Linked DNA regions of Homo sapiens: region 1 is linked to region 2. The links are chromatin contacts, found by Hi-C or POLR2A ChIA-PET in ENCODE. All regions are on one chromosome and are shown on one strand. Each heading gives the region's core, a stretch centred on a gene start or an enhancer-like site at or near the end of the contact. The rest is flanking DNA. Distances are from core to core; before and after follow the strand shown.

Evidence for each region. A loop is a pair of places that touch in the nucleus more often than their neighbours do. ChIA-PET counts read pairs that join two places held with the same protein, here RNA polymerase II (POLR2A). Pooled maps may share reads with other maps.
Region 1: a map with no recorded cell type shows a loop between it and region 2 (6-fold over the local background). The contact joins two enhancer-like sites. A Hi-C loop is called at or near these places in 2 of 37 single-sample maps with no recorded cell type and 7 of 50 pooled maps. POLR2A ChIA-PET finds 5 or more read pairs at or near these places in 6 of 52 experiments (B cell, GM10248, GM12878 and 3 more).

What each region holds. Positions count from the first base shown.
Region 1 is chrX:41,115,328-41,118,399 of GRCh38, forward strand. All of the region lies in intron 1 of USP9X (ubiquitin specific peptidase 9 X-linked), which reads left to right. Among named protein-coding and RNA genes, the nearest start is that of USP9X, 31 kb to the left of the region's middle. RefSeq lists an enhancer at 1,716-1,775. Within about 2 kb of position 1,769, at least 2 of the 41 ENCODE cell types and tissues checked have a DNase peak (open chromatin) inside an H3K27ac peak, as active enhancers do; they include B cell, where a contact is called at or near this core.
Region 2 is chrX:41,179,053-41,182,079 of GRCh38, forward strand. The region is part of intron 21 of USP9X (ubiquitin specific peptidase 9 X-linked); the gene reads left to right. Among named protein-coding and RNA genes, the nearest start is that of USP9X, 95 kb to the left of the region's middle. Within about 2 kb of position 1,324, at least 3 of the 41 ENCODE cell types and tissues checked have a DNase peak (open chromatin) inside an H3K27ac peak, as active enhancers do; they include B cell, where a contact is called at or near this core.

The sequences.
Region 1 (3,072 bases), core at 519-3,018, 63 kb before region 2:
CTAGTGAGTCAAATATTTTAATGGAAAAACAAGGGTTATAGATGTCGGTTAAACATAGAAATTTGAAAGGAAGAGAAGTAATTCCCTTTGATTGTTGGTGCATAAAACCGGAATAGGCAAAATTCACAAGTCAAGATTAATTTCCAAGTCAAGATAATTTCCATGTTTGAGCTTAAGGATGATCTATCAAATTGTTTTCTAAGAAACTCATTTCACTTTGATGTCCAGTAAAGGAAATAATCTGGTAGGGGGTTGGAGTTGCTGTTGCTTGTTTATTGTCTCTATCCCCAGTCTGTAATGTTCCACAAAAGCAGAGATATTTGATGCACTGTGTACTTCCATATATTCTCCTATGATTAGAACAATATGTGACCCATTGCAGATGCTCAGTACACAATTTTTGAATGACTAAGCTTTGAGTTTTTATTTAAACACCTTTTTTTTGGATGAAAAGAAAAATTGAGAGAAGAAAATCTTAAGTATCCTAGGATCATATGTAGAATCAGAGGATTTCAACGTGCTGTATAAAAGGAGAGAGATTCTGGAACATAGGGCAAATTTTAGCAGAGTTGGGATAATGACTGGGTAAGAAAGGATAATTCTTTGTTCTAAAAGGGATTTCTCTGGTATTAAGGCCCTGTGTGAAAGCTGCTGGAGAAATTCAGTTCTGCAAAGTTTAAAGTAAATGGTTTGCTGTTTATGGAGTACTAGATTACTTAATGCAGTCCAGCCTTTATCTAGGTAAAGGTGATGCTTTTCCCATTGTGGAAGATGTTAGGATGCTAAGTTTGAATATGAAAATGTGTTGTGTGTTGTAGAGGCAATCAAATCACCATTTTGGTTGTATTTCCCATTGAGAAAATTAAAGATGCTTCTGTTTGTGTAATAATTTTGTTTTTATGAAATAAAGCGTAAAACTTCATGTGGTAAAATTTCACACTGTGATTCATTGTATTTGAGCATGCCTATGGAAAGTGATTGTTACTGTGTCAAATATTGAATGATTTGAATAATTACTAAGTTGTTCAGTTGTGTGTAGGATACTGCTGCTTTGACTTGGTAGAGAGCTTGTTCTAGCCCTGCTAGGTATGCCTAAATCTCTGTGACATAAAAAACAGGCTCTTTTAGAGTTGTGAGACTGCTACTTGAAATCAGGCAAAGCTGTGTGATTCCCAGCTGTTTCCACCACTTGAGTATTGAATAGGATTTATTAAGAAAAGTAGTGGTGTTATTCTTGGATAACTTAGTTGTATCTGTGATAAGTTTTTTTCTCCCACTCAAACCTTTCCAAATTATATCTGAAGGCAATATTTTCAGATTCATTCCTGAAATATTTAGGAACTCTGCACAGTACATTGTAGAAAGGGAAAAGAAAATTTACATTTTTTTGAGAATTACTGTGCTTGCTATTTGTGAGACTCCTTTTATTAAAGCAATTCTCATGGCTTTCTTTTTTTTGTGTGGGTAATAGCATCTCAATTTTAAATACCTGGAAAAAGAATGAGAGAGGTTGTTACTTTCTTTTTAAGATAGGCAGATTGTAAGTGACAGAAGTTGGATTTTGAATGAGTTATGTTTGAATCCAGAAATTATTTTTAATTGCTCCATGCCTATTTCCTGCTCTTTATCTTGCATCTTAGTGTGCTGAGGGAAAGGGATCAAATTCTTATGTGGTAGTAGAGAGATGCAGCAGAGTATGCTATGCTGAGACCTGACATACCTGCTCAGCAATACCGGAAATATAGAAATGAGGACAGCTTGTCGGGTAGAAGAAACAGAAACCAAGAGCTAGAAAGGCGAGACTATATAAGAGATAGGGATAGCAAGCAGCTTGAGGCTTTTGCTGATTGAGTGTCCTGTCATAAGCAGAAGATGATTTAGTTCTGTGGTCTTAGAGAAAGGTGTTTTGAGAGAGGAGTTTCACACTGCCGCTTTTCCCATTTATCTTAGTTATTTTGTTTAAAGGGATAGTCCCTTAGTTATCCACATGATACTTTTGTCTAGAATAATTTATACCATGACTTTTGCCAGATATTTCTGATTTGTGTATAGATGGTTACTGAATTCATATAGATGGAAGGATATTGTGCATAAAAATATGAGAATATAATTTTGAGGTATTTTAGCTCAAATGATCTCCAAATGCTAAAAGAACTGCAAGGTAAGGGAACAGTGAGTACTCTATATATACAATTTTACTGTGGGAAAATATACATAAAATTTACCATTCTAACCTTTTTTTTTTCTTCTTCTTTTTTTTTTTTTTTTGAGACGGAGTTTTGCTCTGTTGCCCAGGCTGGAGTGCAGTGGTGCGACCTCGGCTCACTGCAAGCTCTGCCTCCTGGGTTCACGCCATTCTCCTGCCTCAGCCTCCCGAGTAGCTGGGACTACAGGCGCCCGCTATTGTATGTTTATTAGAGGTGGGGTTTCACCGTGTTAGCCAGGATGGTCTCAATCTCCTGACCTCGTGATCCGCACACCTTGGCCTCCAGAAGTGCTGAGATTACAGGCATGAGCCACCACGCCCGGCCCTTTTTTCTTCTTTTTTGAGACGGAGTCTCACTCTGTCATCCAGGCTGGAGTTCAGTGGCACCACCTCGGCTCACTGCAACCTCTGCCTTCCGGATTCAAGCGATTCTCCTGCCACAGCCTTCCGAGTAGCTGGGATTACAGGTGTGCGCCACCACGCCCAGCTAATTTTTGTATTTTTAGCAGAGACAAGTTTCACCATGTTGGTCAGGCTGGTCTTGAACTCCTGATTTCAGGTGATCCACCTGCCTCAGCCTCCCAAAGTGCTGGGATTACAGGCGTGAAACACCGTGCTCGGCTGATTTTAACCATTTTTAAGTTTGCAGTTCAGTGGCATTAAGTACATTCACATTGTGGGATGCTTACCATCATCCATTTCCAGAACTTCTCTTCTTTCCAAACTGAAGCGCTGTACCCCTTAAGCAATAACTCCCCATCCCCCCAGCCCCTGGCAACCATCATTCTACTTTCTGTTTCTGCAAGCGTGACTAATCTGGGTACCCGTGTACTTGGAATTATGCAGTATTGTTCTTTTGTGAATGA
Region 2 (3,027 bases), core at 74-2,573:
ATTCTGTTCAATTGATCTGTGTCTATTTTTGTGTCAATACCATGCTGTTTTGGTTACTATTGCTCTATAGTAAATTTTGAAGTCAAGTAGCTGATGCCTTCAGCTTTGTTCTTCTTACTCAAGATTGATTCGGCTATTTGGAGTCTTTTGTAGTTCCATATGAATTTTAGGAGTGTTTTTTGTATTTTTTTGTTTTACCTTGCAGATTCACCTCAAAGGATGTTTTTTCTATTTCTGTGAAGAATATAATTGGTATTTTAATAGAGATTGCATCAATCTGTAGATTGCTTTGGGTAATATGGACATTTTAACAATATTTGTTCTTCCAACCCATGAACATAGAATATTTTTCCATTTATTTGTGTCCTGTGTTCGTTCTTTCATCAGTTTTTTTTGTAGTGATCTTTCTCCTCCTTGCTTAAATTTATTCCTAGGCATCTTATATTTTTGTAGCTATTGTGAGATAACTTTCTTGATTTCTCTTTCAGATAGTTTGCTATTGGCAAATGGAAACACTACTTAGTTTTGTATATTGATTTTTGTATCCTGCAGTTAACTAACACAGGTTCACGCTTGTACCAGTCCAGCTTCCTAGTCATCTTCCATTCCGTATTTGTATCTCTACAGCAATGAGAAATCTGAAACCTGAGGGAGTTGGAAAGGCTTCTTAATCAGTCTTCAGCCTCTGTCTTTAGGCCTTCGAATCATTTGTGCCTTCCCAAGTGTTTGTTGTTTTCATACCCTTGGCTTTTCTCAGATTTAGTGGGGCATTAATTTATAGGCACCCTCTTCTCCTTGCCTTCACAACAACTAAACCAACTTCACAACTTCAGCTAAACCAACTATCTATCCCCATCTTCACTACACCGTCAGTAATTTGTTGACAGCTGTTTAATGTGTTGCTTCCCCTTCTGTTTTTATGTTCTTTTGAGTTTATGTATTTTTATATTCATTCATTCTCATTTTAGTGGGGTTTGGGGATGAAGTACTGATAAATATAGTGCAGTACACCATATTTAGTTGACATAATTTTTAAAGCTGTCTTCTGCTTTTATTACCTCCATTTTCTAAATTAAACACCTTGTTGGGCTTCTCATCTTGCTTTGCAATTATTATGGGACAGAAGCATTTCACATTAGATTCTTAGCTAAGGCTTCTCTCAAAAGATATATTTCATTCTTGTCTGTTACATCGTTTAGAATTTACATAGTTTCATTTGTTAGTATTTCAGTAATAGTCCTTGCAGTGCTTTACTGCAGATTCAACCTTCACAACATACTGTAAAAACACAAACCCACCACTGAATCCTTGATCTTGTGATTGGCGCTTAATGCCACCAGATGGCGAGCATGAGCTCTTGTCAGACAGTTAAGGCAAGAAACTTGAAGTGGGTGCTTTCTTCATGTTTTATATAATGAAACTAGAATACCTAAATTTGAAACAGCCAGCTTTTGAAAAAGCTGGTAATGGTTGTATTGCAGCAGAAAATCATAGGCTTTGGACTCAAATGGACTTGAGTTCCAATCCTGCTTCTAATTGCTACTCTATGGCGTTAAACATAAGTTTCATAGTTTATTAGAGCTTCCTTATCCTTAGAACTGGGATAATGATAACTTTTTTGTGTAATTGCAGGGATTAAATGAAACAATGTATGGAAAACCCCTAGCCTAGGGACTGGCACTTAGTATTCATTAAACATTAAACCACTCTCTGTCACTTCCTTTTCTTAGAGCTCCTGCTTCCTTTCTTATTTAAGAGTTTGTGTCTAAAACGTGGTAATACAATCTTTTGTAAAAGTCTGTTGTAAGCTCTTAGCACTGATAAACTCAACTTAAACCACACATCATCTCTATAAGGTATAGTTAATGACTAGGAAAAAAGCTAATGATTCTCTCTTTCCCCTCCATTTAAAATACATCCAAGAGTGCACAAATGCTAAATGATCACCCAAATGTTACACTTCTTTTCATTCTGAATCTTTGCCTGAAGCCAAGTGCCCATGTTATGATTTGCTGTTAAACTTAAAACTTCTGCAGTCCTCTCTATATGTAATACCATCTTTTGTAAAAGTCTGTTGTAAGCTCTTAGCACTGATAAACCACACAACATACCTATAAGGAAATTATTAATTTTATCTGTATTTTAAAGACGGAGAAACTGAAGCACAGAGAGATTGTTAATTCACCTGGGACACATAGCTTAAATGCTATTTCTCATTTCTTTTTTTTTTTTTTTTTTTTTAAAGAGAGAGGGCCTTACTCTGTGTCCCAGGCTAGAGTGCAGCAGCATGATCCTAGCTCACTGTAACCTCAAACTCCTGGCCTCAAGTGAGGCTCCTGCCTAAGAGTAGCTAGGACTACAGGTACACACCACCACACCTGACTTTTTTTTTTTTTTTTTTTTTTTTTTTTTGAGATACAGAGTCTCACACTGTCGCCCAGGCTGCAATGCAGTGGCGCAGTCTCTGCTTACTGCAGCCTGTGCCTTCTGGGTTCAAGTGATTCTCCTGCCTCAGCCTCCCGAGTAGCTGGGATTACAGATGGACGCCACCACGCCCAGCTAATTTTTGTATTTTTTGTAGAGATGGGGTTTCACCATGTTGGTCAGGCTAGTCTTGAACTCCTGACCTCAAGTGATCCGCCCACCTCCGCCTCCCTGAGTGCTGGGATTACAGGCATGAGCCACTGCGCCCGGCCCACACCTGGCTTATTTTGAAAATTTTTTTGTAGTGATGGGGGTCTTGCTGTGTTACGCAGGCTGGTTTTGACCTGGGCTCCAGTGATCCTCCCATCTTGGCTTCCCAAAGCTTAGGTATCTTTTCAAAAGGCTAGAAAGAAACCAAAATCGTCATAAACTCTGGATGACAAGATTATGACTGGCTTAAATTTTTCTGGCTTCCATTTTTTATAAAATGTAACATGATATAATCAGGGATGAATATGAGAGCTGGAATGGCCACTGAGTGTTAACTTTGATTCAGATCTCTCAAATGAGTAAACTATAATTCAAGACCATTAAATGATTTGC